Linked DNA regions of Mus musculus: all the other regions are linked to region 1. The links are chromatin contacts, found by Hi-C or POLR2A ChIA-PET in ENCODE. All regions are on one chromosome and are shown on one strand. The core of a region is the stretch at or near the end of the contact, and the rest is flanking DNA. Distances in the headings are between cores, read along the strand shown.

Region 1 (4,037 bases), core at 572-3,071:
AAAAAAAAAAAATCCATCAGATACTGTTAGAACTAAGAAGAAATTACACACTGATTTTTTTTTAATTGATCTAGGTATGTTATCACGGGCCTTTAAGCACAGGTTCACACAGAGAAACCTTGTCTACCATGAATGAATGCCCCGATTTTTTTATTATTAGTTATTTCACACATACACACACACAAAGATAAAATGCATGTATATCACAGCATTGTGTGTTTCTGTGCCCACTTCAAATACTGCCCATTCTCACTCCTACCTCTCTGCTATCCTGGTCCACAGTTCCAACAGTCACTTTGTTCATGTCTATTCATATTGCCTGGCACCCACTAAGATGAACCAGAGCCATTTGTGAGACTGTGGGTTTGAAGCTATGTTCAGGAGCCTGATGTGCTCAGCACAGGATGACAACTAAAGCCAGTGATTCTTCTTCTACAGTCTATCCATTGCCAATGCCTGAGAGGTAAAGCCTTTTCCCTTTCCTAGATTGACCGTGGTCTTGTGTGGGGCCAGTGCAGGCAAGGACAGCTGCTCTTGGTTACTGATTGCAGTAGTTGTATGGAGTCTAGAGAACTCTAGACTTGGAATTCTTAGCCTTTCCCCCTCTCTCCCTTCTTATTTCCTAACCATCTCTTCTTCCTCCATGCTTCTCAGAGCTAGACATTGGATTGTAAAACTGACTTTTCTAGGGTTGGGACCACAAACCTTACTTATTTTCTGCATCTGGGACGTGCAAGATTCTCTGCGTACACCACTGTACTAGAGAGAGAGAGAGAGAGAGAGAGAGAGAGAGAGAGAGAGAGAGAGAGAGAGTTAGTTCTAGGTTTTATCTCAAAGCACTTTTGGAATCATGAAGACAAACTTGTTTCTGCTTTACTAAAATGACATGTCCGCCATCTAGTGGTGAAAGAAGTTCAATGAAGTATGAATTCAGTCCTGACTGTTGAGGTCTGTCCCTGTAACATAGCTGTAGCCATTTTGTTCCATGCCTGCCAGCTATTTCACATTGTTTCTGTAATATGCCAGTTAGTCATTGACACAGAAAAATAATTTGACTCAGAGCAGGGTCGTGTTCCACATACCCTGTTATCTTCTGTGTGTTCTGAAGTTGGTTAATCTTAAGAACTTTGAAAATTATATGCTCCACTTAGGACCAATCAGAATAAAGGTCAGATAGAACTGCTCTGTCTGGCTAGCAAAAATAGCTTGGGTCAGAGAAAACCACAGGTCAGCACTTCCTGCACCTGCATATGAGCGCATTGTGATTTTTTTCATTCTTAAACCAGTCCTGAGAAGTGTTTGTGGTTGTAGCTCAGCCCCCAAATTCTGATCAGTCTTAGGGTATGCATCCAATTATCTGTCCTTGTCTGACTGAGATCAGGGTTTGTGTGGCATGTAGGGCTACTGCTGGACCCCAACACTGACCACTGAGTTCTTGAGACAACCTCCCCCCTCCCCCAAATCCACGTTCCTGAAAAGTCTCTCTCCAAATCAAAATTGAAGTATTTGGTTTTGGTTTCTCATGTTTGTGTTTTGGGGATGGGACTCTGGCATCCGAATTTAGCCTGTTGTTTGGTATGCAGTATGTGGTGGAGAGGATGATAGTGAGATGGGGATCTTAGGTTGTCTGTTTTGCATCTGAAAGATTCAGAATTCACTATGGGGATCAGATATCGGGGTGCAGGGTCCTACCAGATATAGTTCTGGTCTAGACTGGCTGCAAGAGTGTGGGGAGACTGTGCAGAGCAACCTGAAGGGAAGAGCTGTGGCAGAAAGAAGCCTGAGACAGAGTGGGAGGGGCCGGTCTCCGCTGGGCGGGCCCACTCGCCCAGAAATAGAGGATGGAAGATGTGGTACATTGGCTGGGTGTAGAGGAAGGGTGTAGTGTGGGTGGGATTAGAAGACTGAGGCCAGGGAAGCTAGGAAGCAAGGTGTGTTAGCTTGGGAAGTGGGACTAAAAAGTCAAAGTCTGGAGTGTCAAGAATCCGGTACAAGACTGAGCTGGGGTTGGGGTTGAGGGGTAGAGCGGCTGCACAGTGTGGAATCGCGTGGTGGAGACCTGAGTATGGAGGAAACGGCGGGGCTCGCAGAACCGGAAAACTTACCTATACCGCAGGTACCTTTTGAGCATCCTGGGAGAGTCAGCAGTTTAGCAGCTGGCAGAGGCAGCAGCGGGGGATGGGGGAGAGGAAGTGGGAGTGGGGGTGGGGACAAGGGAGGGAGGCGCTCGAACCTTCCAGGTCCGAGGAGCTGAGGCGGGGCTGGGGAATGGGCAGGAGTGGGAGGGGAGCAGAGCGGGATCAATTTCCCCTCTGATCATAAGGATAACGACTCTCAAAATTGTGCTGTGGATGTCAGACCCTCGTCGATAAATTTTCAGTAATATTAACTGGAATAATACTATTTCTTTTTATTGACCTTCTGGCTGATCTAGTAGAATATTTGAATTTATCAGTTAATATTTGAAAACGCAGCTCTCTTTGCTATGACGGAAAGGACAAAGCTATTGAAATTTACAATCATCCATACTAACTTCCGTATTCTACCACTTCTCTATTTAAGAAAGTGGCATGTGGTGGATTCCCCATGAGCTTTTAGTCACGAAAGGAACTCCTGCAAACTTAAATGAATTTGATTGTACTGTTTGTTGTGAGTTTTACTGGTATGGATGTAAAAATTAAGTTTTAAAAGTAAACTGTCTATCTACTATTAATTTTCCATCGGGAACGTATGCAATCTGTGATGCAAATTGTGAAAAGAGTGGCGCCAGGCTTGGTGACACTCACGTTTTATCTCAGCACTCAGGAGCAAAGGCTATATAGTGAGTTCCAGGACAGCCAGAGCTATATGGTGAGACACTGTCTCAAAAAACAAAACAATAAAAATAATTACAAAAAAAAAAAAAAAAAAGAGGAGGAGAGAATAAATAATGAAGGAAGGAAAGAAGAAAGGAAGAAAGCAAACAATCAAGGAAGGAAAGCCAGCTAAGAAAAAGAAAAAAAAATGTGTCTTCTTGTTGAGGTCTGCCCCATCTCAGAATAGCTGTAGCCATTTTGTTCCATGCATGCCAGCTATTTCAGATTGTTGCTGTAACATGCCTGCCAGTCACTGACACAGAAAAATAACTTGACTCAGAGCAAGGTCATGCTGATCACGTATCCTGTTATGTTCTGTTTGAGGTTTGTTAATCTTAAGAATTTCCACAAAGCCTTACGTAGGACCTATCAAATTAAAGGTCAACATGAACTGTTAGTCTAAAATGGCTTGAGTCAGAGCAGAGCCCTTCCTGCACCTGAATGTGATCTCATTGTGCTTTCTGTTCTTTGGGTTTTTTTCCTCCTTTTATAAGCTTACAGGAAAAGATATTTGTGTAGTTGCTCAGCCCCTGAAGTCTACTACCTGACTTATGAGTCTTAGGTTGTGCCTTCAAAAAACCATCAAGGATCAGATGGCTTACAGAGATCAGGATTTGTTTGTGTGGTTTGTTGGGCAACTCTTGGACCCCAACACTTTTGCTGAGTTTTTTTTTTTTTTAATATTTTTTTATTCTATATATGTGAGTACACTGTTGCAGGCTTCAGACACACCAGAAGAGGCCATTGGATTCCCATTACAGATGGTTGTGAGCCACCATGTGGTTGCTGGAAATTGAACTCAGGACCTCTGGAAGAGCAGTCAGTGCTCTTAACTGCTGAGCCATCTCTCCAACCCCTCTGCTGAATTCTTAATGTTGTAAATTAGAGTCTGGAAATCAGAGTATTCTCTTTGAGGGAATCCGGTCACAGTATTTTCACAGCTAGACAGGGCATTTTATAAACCAGTTTGTGGTGGCATATACCTTTAATCCTAGCACTCCTGAGGCAGAGGCAGGTAGATCTTGGAATTCTTTGCCAGCCTGGTCTACACAGTGAGTTTAAGGATAGCCAGGGCTACACAGAGAAACTCTGTTTGGGGGGAAGGGGGATAAAGAGACAAAAACAAAGTTAAGAGGTATTATAATATAGGATAATATTAGAAACAATCTTGTGAATAATTAT
Region 2 (4,037 bases), core at 1,074-3,573, 120 kb after region 1:
AGAAGATGCCTTGGGTTAGATGAATAATGAGACAGTGGTCACGAGGACGGACCAATTGGATAAGAGTAGCCAAGGAGAAAGGTGGCAAATTATATCACGGAGGTATTGACAGAAAATAAACAAAATTCCTTAGAGGGTTGATATCTGCTCAGCTCTAATGCTTTAAAGCTTATTATAAATATAAAGGTTTTGTGTTTTTTATTTGGGAAGTAAATGATCTAAGGCAAGGTAGAAACTCCCAATTAATATTTACTACAACATTTGGAAAACCAACATGTGACACAAACTTCCTTTAATCTAAATTATTTCAGTTTTGCAGATAAAAGGCATGTTATCCCTTTAAGATAAAAGCCATGATGGCAGCTAGGAACGAAAGAGAAATGATTCCTTGCCAATGTTGGGTTTTCCCCTAGCTATGTGGTCAGGGTTCCGAGTACAGGTTAGAATGCATGCTGTTTTGCTGAGCGTGATTCCAGGGTTTCATATCTCAGGCTAAGAAAGAAAGAGCTGTGCCCCCCAGAGCTGACAGCGGGCCAGGCAGCAGAGACCATGGGCTACAAATCATAGGCTTGAACGCCAGCCCTTTCCTAGACACTGCCTCTGAACCATAGCTTTTTAAGCTGGGGACTGATGTTTGCCTAGTCAGGGGTTCGGGGGTTGGAGGTGCAAGGCTAAATGCCTCTGCTGTGCAGTTAGTCCATCAATCACTCTAAGAGCTGGCTGCATGCCTCCTGTAGCCAATAGTTACAGTGAGTCACCAAAGTCTCCATAAAATGTGGGGCTCCCACAGGGAGACTAATGACAACTCCTGACTCTTGATATTAGCTCTTTCTAAAGCAGATAATGAGTCCAGCATGGTGGCACATGTCTGTAACCTTAGCATGCTAGAGCCAGAGTAGGTTCATCTCAGTGAATTCAAGGCCAACTTATCTTGCAAAACAACAACAAAGTCAACAAAAACAAAAATCCCATAAGATACTGATGCTACCAAGCAATAAATTACAGACTGATGTAATCATTTAAACTGTTGCCTTTAAAAACAGGTTTACATGGCAAAATCCTGTCCTGAATGAATGAATGAATGAATCCTCCCAATCTTTCTATTATTAACTATTTTACACTCACATATACATGTATATACACACAGAATGTGTGTGTGCATTTGTGCGCTCACATCAAATACTGCCCACTCTCATCTCCTACCTCTCCACTATCCTGGTTCACAATTCCAACAGTCACTCTACTGTGTCCATATCTATTCATATTGCTTGTGATCCACTGAGATGAACCAGAGCCATTTGTGAGACTGTGGGTTTGGAGCCTGATGTGTGCTGGACCCTGATATGCTAAAGGCACATCACTCTTCTAGAATCTATGAATCTATCCATAGTCAACATCTGAGAGGTTGTGTGTGCCATTCCCTAACCTACACTGACTGTGGTCTTGTGTGAGGCCAGTGCACATAAAGACAGCTGCTGTTGGTTACTGATTACAATAGTTGTATGGTCTGGAGAATGCTGTGTCGTGTCTTAGCCTTTCCCCTCCTTTTTCCCTTCTTATTTCCTAACCACCTCTTCTTCCTTGGTGGTGTCCCCAGAGGTAGAGATTGATGGTGTAGCTGACGGCTTAAGTTTTACTTATTTTCTCTATCAGGATAGTCAAGAGTCTCTGCACCCATCACTCTATTAAAAAAGGAAGGAAAGAAGGAAGGAAGGAACGACAGAAGGAAGAAATTCTATATTTTCTCTCAAAGGACTTTAAGTATGAGTCATAGAAGGCTAATGTCTTTCTGAGTTAGTGAACTGGCAAGTCTGCCTTCTTGTGGTGAAAGCAGTACACTGCGGGGTGAATTCTGCCTTGGGCTGGTAGCAAAAGCTACCAGATCTCTGACTTAAGTTCTTTAAATGTCTCTCCCTAAGTCAGAATTTCAGTATTTTGGCTTCTCATGTTTGTGTGTTGGGATGGGAGAGCCTGTTGCTGTTTGGTATGAACTATGTAGCCCAGAGGCTGGTTGTCAAGTCCAGGTGTCAGGCTATCTTGGATATAAAGGGTTCAAAACTCACTGTGTGTGTCAAACATTGGGTGCACAGCCTCCTAGCAGGTCCACTTCTCACTTCTGGTCTAGGCTGGCAGCAAGCATGAGGGGAGACTGTTCAGCCTGACATCTGGAGCTGTGTGGAAGGCAGCTTGACACAGAATGGGAGGGAGCTATCTCCGTAAGGCGGGGCCACTTACCCGGAAACAGAGGGTGTGAGGATGTGGCCTGTTGAGGCGGGTGTGTGATGTAGAAAAGTGTTCAGAGTGGGAGGAGTTAGGGGGTGACGTAAACGGAAGCTGGGAACCGGCTGATGAGGCCTGGGTAGTTGTACTGAGAGCCAAAGCCTGAGTGTCAATGACCTGTTCAGGTGCAGAGCAAGCAGGCCTGCACCGTGGGGAATCATGTGGTGCAGACCTGGGGTCAGAACACAGGGTGGACTTCGGGGAAGGTAAAACTCGGGGCTGACGTGGGCGCCGCGCGGGGAATGGTGGGGAAGTCTGCAGTGCAGCAGCTGGACCCGCCTCCCTACCGCCCTGGATCCTCCCAGGTCAGAGAAGCTGAGGGGCTGGGAAAGGGGAGGGAGGGGACCAGGCTGTGATCAGTTTCTCTGCTGTTCCTAAGGAAGCAAGCTCTGAAGTTTTGCTGTGGGTTTCTTCCCTTGTCAACACAATTTTAGGTCATATGAACTGAAGTAATCCTGATTTGTTTTTTATTGTTCACCTGATTGCCAAAATATTCATAGTAGAGTGGTCTAGGAGAATATTTGAATTTATCTTTTGATGCTTGCAAAACAGTTCTCTTTATTTAGGTGAAAAGGACAAAGCTCTTGGAATTTACATTCATCCATGCTAACTCCCTTGTTATACCCGTGAACATACTTGGTGACTTGGCATCTGCTGAGAGCTTTTAGACAGCAGTCATGAAAGGAGTGGCTGCAAATGTAATTGAATCCAAAAGCATATTTTTTTGCGAGTTTCATAGATATGGTTTTAACCATTAACATTTAAAAGTAAACTCTATACCCACCATTACCTTTCCTTCGGAGACATGCACTCCCTGATGTAAATGCAATATTCTGCTATAAATGCACCAGGCTTGTTGGCATGCATCTTTAATCCCAGCATGGGGGAGGGAGGACAGAGGCAGGCAGATCAAAGAGTTGGAGACCAGCCTGGTCTGCTTGGTGAGGTCAGGATAGCCAGAGCTACATGATGAGCTCCTGTCTCAACAACAACAAAAAACAAAAGGACAGAAAGAAAGAAAGAAAGAAAAGAAAATCGTGTTTTTGTGCTGAGTTCCTAGAACCTGGAAAGGCACAGTAGGCTATTTGAGGGTATAGGTCACAGTATTTTCACAGTTTGCGCATTATAAACCAGGTGGTATTGGCACACGCCTTTAATCCCTACATTTGGGACTAAAGGTGTGCACCAGGACAAGGACTTAAACTGCTGTTTTGTATTTTGTGGTCATTTCTCAGCCACTGGTGTGACTGTGGACTTCCAGAAGAACAGGCAGTGTCAGGACCCTTCTGGGAAGGCCTTGTTGCAGAATTTCAGCACTCTGGTTTGTGTGGGTGAGAACAGTTTGCTTCCAGCCTCCCTTGTTCCTCCTCAGGAAGAGGCAAGTTATTCTGCAATTGTGAGATCTTTGACAGTGTAAAGCTTCCATCCTTTTTTAGTCCATAATAAATTCAGAACCTCTCTAGTGTATCATATTCTCATCCCAGTCATTCAGTTCCATTTGTGCCCCTGAGACTTGACTGAGCTGTGACTGAAAGTGAGGTTCAAGTTACACTAACTGAAAATGCTTCCTAAATATTTTCAGTATTCTGACACTGCATGAGAATTGGGGGATCGCCGTAGAATTTTCTTTTTATCTCCTGAGCACAGTGCTGTGCCAGAAATGAAGGTGCTTGCTAAATACTCTTTTTCTCATGTGCAGGGTTCACTGATCACCCAGACCTGCTTATCTGTGGAAACCTAGAAGGTGGAGAGGGAGG
Region 3 (4,037 bases), core at 442-2,941, 110 kb before region 1:
TGAGGCATAGTGGCCATGAAAATCTTAGGTCCAGGCAAGGTAGTATCCACCTTTAATTCCAGGACACTGAAGCAGGCAGAGTTCTAGGCCTGGAACAAAGCAAGTCCCAGATCCAGGCGTGGTAGTACACACCTTTAATCTGGGCCACACCTTCTACTAGAGGGCTACATAAGGACACTGGAAGAAGGAAGATTCACTCTTCTTCAACCACTCACCAGCATATCTGTTGAAACCTACTTCCATAGAAGACCAGCTTAAACAACTAGCTTCATGGGACTGAGCAACTATTAGAATCTTGGACTTCCCATTCACAGCTTCCCATTGTTGGGTTAGTTGGACTACAGACTGTAAGTCATTACAATAAATCCCCTTAATGTATATAGAGATATTCCATAAGTTATGTGACTCTAGAGAATCCTAACTAAGACACAAGTTGGTACCAGGATTGGTTCTAGAGGAGCAGAAGTATAAGAATGAATGTCTTAAGAATCTGGAATCCGTTTAATAATTTGTCAGCATCTTCTAATTCACTAGGCACCTTCAACTCCTGAAATTTCTCCAGATACTTTCTCCCCTGGGAGCTTGGAGAATATAGGAGGCCAGTGGTGGAAACTATATGCAAATGCCTTTGATTATCTTGATTCATCAACTGTGACTGGTGTGAATTAGGTGACCCTGTACACGAAGTTTTCTACAATTTGGAGGGAAATAAGAAAACTGATTTGCCTGGCTTGTTGCTCTTAGTATCTCTGGACAAAAACTGGCGAGAGGGGCAACAGCACATTTGAAGAGTTTTGTTCTTGCCCTTTTCCTTGTGCCAGACCTTAGGGTTGGAGATACTGCTACTCAATTGAATGAATTAAATGTAATGGATTTAATTTTGCCCCAAGGTAACAAAGGCCAGGTGGCAGCATCGAATCACCAGAGACAAGGTGATCATAGTTATTATAGTGGGCAATGTAGACAAAACATTCATAATGACCTACCCCATAATGATCACAACTCTGCATTGTGATTACTGTAGTTTTTTACAGTGGTCTCTGTAGTAGAGAAAAGTTTCTTGATAAGGGGTGAAGACTAAGCTTATTCGTGGGCAGGAGAGAAAATGTTTAGTTTATTCTTTGGGATTATGCTGGGTTAGTACAGTCTGTTTTATCTCAAAGCACTTTTATCTTGAGTCACAGAAGACAAACTCCTCTCTGAATTAGGAAAATGGCAAGACCACCATCTAGTGGTGAAAGCCATGCAGCTCAAGATAAATTCACTGACTTCTTGAGACACCTATTTCTTTTCAAAATCCAAGTTCTTTAAATGTCTCTCCGCAAGTCAAATTTTCAGGATTTGGTTTTGACTTGTCATTTTTGTGTGTTGGGATTGTTTGGGATAAGTTTGTCGCTCACGGGCTGGTAGTCAAGTCGAGGTGTAAGGCTATCTTTTATCTGAAGGGTTCAGAACTCAGTATGGTGGTCAGATATCCGGGTGCAGCGTCCTGTCAGATCCAGTTCTAGTCTACGCTGACAGCAAACTTGTGGGGAGTCTGTGGAGAGCGGGTTCAGAGAAGCTTGACAGCTGGAACTGTGTGGACCGCAGCCTGAGACTGATAGGGAGGGACCTGTCTCCGGGGGGGTGGGGCCACTCACCGGAAACAGCCGTTGGGGACAGTATATGGGTGTGGAGGAAGTGTGTTGTGTGGAGGAAGTGTGTTGAATGGAGCTGGGATTAGAGGAGTGGCGTGATAGCTGGGACTGTTCTTTAGTGAACCTAGGTAAGTTGACTGAGGAGCCAAACCCAAAAGTGGCAAGGACGTCTTCCTCGAGGAACTCGCTGGCATGCACCGTGGAGAATCTTGTGATGCAGACCTGGAGTCAGAGGATACAAGAAGGGTTTCAAGGGGACGCAAAAAACTACCCTGAGCCTCAGGTGCCGCGCGGGGCATCCTGGGAGAGTCAGCAGGCAGCAGCCCAACCGGTGGAACCACAGCCCAGTGGGGGAGGGCTGTAACCTACCAGGTTAGAGGAGCTAAGGGGCTGGGAAAGGGAAGGAATCAGACAGGGGTGAGATATTTCCTCGGCTACTCATAAAAATGACAGCTCTCAAAATTCTGCTCTTCATGTCTTGCCCTTGCCCATAGATTTTAGACCATACTAAGTTGATGAATACTGATTTTTTTTCCATTTATTCTCTTGGCAAATTTTTCTTATAGAAGTACTCTAGTGGAGTATTTGAAACTATCTGTTAATATTGGCAAACGTGTTTGGTTTGGTTGTTGTTTTTGTTTTGTTCTTGTTATTTTGCTATGATAGAAAGGACAACGCTCCTGAAATTTACATTAGTCCACACTAATTTCTTTGTATACCTGGGAACTTGGCACCTACGGAGAGGTTTTAACTATCAGTAATGAAAGGAACATGTAAGGAATTTTTAAGAGCAAGGGCATCTTTGCAGTCAGGAGCAAAAGCAATACAACAAAGTCACACCACACAACAAACATCGTGCAAGAGATATATTGCAGATAAACAGAATGGCAGCTACTCTGAAAGGGAAGAGAGTTGGAAGGCTAGGCAGAGGGATGGGTGTTTATAGTGTCTTTGGAGCATGTGAAATGACGTACTGGAAAAGAACAGTGGGTCCTGAAGTATTGCTTGGTCATTAAAGCTGGAACAATGTAATCTGTTAACACTGAGTAATGAAGGGATTTCCAGGTTTTAAGGCCCTGGAGGCACTGAAATGACTAGCCTCCCCTCCTACCCCAGCATCATCCCCAGGTTTCTCTTAGGGCCATAACTGCCATTTCCAGCCCCTTGGGTCAGAAAGTGGCCAAGCTGCTGTCCTAAAGAGAAAGAGAGAGAGAGAGAAAAAAAAAGTCCATGATCAAGCTACAAAGGCTTCCATCATTTTCAGTTCATGATAAGTTCAGAACTTTATTAGTGTATATTATTCTCATTCCAATCATCCAGTTTCATTTCTACCCATAAGTTTTCAAGAAGCTGTGATTGGAAGTGAGGTTCACGCTAGACTAACTGAAAATGTTTTCTAAATATTTTTCAATATTCTGACACTGAATGGCATTTGGGGGATCATTGTACAGTCTTCAGTTTTGTTCCTCTTTATTGACTGAGCACAGTACTGTGCTAGGAATCCAAGTACAGGCTCACTGATCATCCAGATCAGCTCACCTGTGGAACAGAACACAGACCTGGAAGGTGGACAGGGAGGAGACAGTAGCTAAGGATCCAGGTATGTTGGGGGATTGGTCAAGGGAAGGCAAGGGGTTCAGGTAAATGTGGAAGTGGGCCATGAGATCAGTTTTGCCACATTCTGTTTCACTAGAAATAATTCTAGAGACTTCCACTGAGAAAAATCTCCTCAGGATTATCCTAATATAGAGATGAGAAGACTTTCTACAGAAGAATTGATACTAGGAGGCAATAAACTTTTACTTGATTGTACATGTGAGTGATGCTGTCCTTATTCCATACACATCACTGATCAGATCTTCAGAAATGGTTTTCGTTTCAGCAATTTTAATGTATTATAAAATGATGAAAATTAATCTCTAGATGTAGTGTTTAATGATTTTTGGAGCAAGAACAACAGGCACAGCTAACTGTTGAGCTATCTCTCCACCCCATTTTAAATGTTATTTATGTGAGTATAAATAATAGAAAATGGTATAAAACCATTCTAATCACTTTGATGTAGATGATGCAAAATCTTCAATTTACATAGGCATTTATGATTTTTAATAATTTTCTTTTAGTTATTGTTGTATGATTGTGTGAGTTCCTAAACATAAAAATACAGTCTACTCAGTCTGTATGTTTTCAGGGATGTATTGGAGAGCCACATGGTGGACTATCTCTGGGGAAGACTGTTTCTCCAATTCTCAGAATTCTTTAGTGTTTGACTAGAATCGAGGTCTAGTGATTTTTCTCCCTGCCTTATCAGCATGTCTCTTGGTGTTGCCCTTGTTCAGCTTATGTTTAGACAGTCATGTTTGTAAGATTTCAAGAATGTAGCTTTTCTGACATTTCTTT

The links. A loop is a pair of places that touch in the nucleus more often than their neighbours do. ChIA-PET counts read pairs that join two places held with the same protein, here RNA polymerase II (POLR2A).
Region 2: a loop to region 1 is called in a map of v-Abl transformed pro-B cells, with 2.3 times the contacts of the local background. The contact joins the promoter of Zfp983 here to the promoter of Zfp52 in region 1. A Hi-C loop is called at or near these places in 1 of 37 maps with a recorded cell type or tissue (v-Abl transformed pro-B cells). POLR2A ChIA-PET finds 5 or more read pairs at or near these places in 1 of 5 experiments (Patski).
Region 3: a map of left cerebral cortex shows a loop between it and region 1 (9-fold over the local background). The contact joins the promoter of Zfp54 here to the promoter of Zfp52 in region 1. A Hi-C loop is called at or near these places in 1 of 37 maps with a recorded cell type or tissue (left cerebral cortex). POLR2A ChIA-PET finds 5 or more read pairs at or near these places in 1 of 5 experiments (Patski).

Annotation. Positions count from the first base shown.
Region 1 is chr17:21,533,718-21,537,754 of GRCm38, forward strand. It overlaps Zfp52 (zinc finger protein 52), which reads left to right and starts at 1,822. Exons shown (of 5, transcript NM_144515.2): 1 at 1,822-2,116. It overlaps 9330136K24Rik (RIKEN cDNA 9330136K24 gene), which reads right to left and starts at 2,161. Exons shown (of 3, transcript NR_131123.1): 1 at 2,106-2,161; 2 at 711-754.
Region 2 is chr17:21,648,288-21,652,324 of GRCm38, forward strand. Zfp983 (zinc finger protein 983) reads left to right here and starts at 2,324. Exons shown (of 7, transcript NM_001357098.1): 1 at 2,324-2,585; 2 at 3,516-3,658; 3 at 3,980-4,037.
Region 3 is chr17:21,421,553-21,425,589 of GRCm38, forward strand. Zfp54 (zinc finger protein 54) reads left to right here and starts at 1,692. Exons shown (of 5, transcript NM_001379357.1): 1 at 1,692-1,765.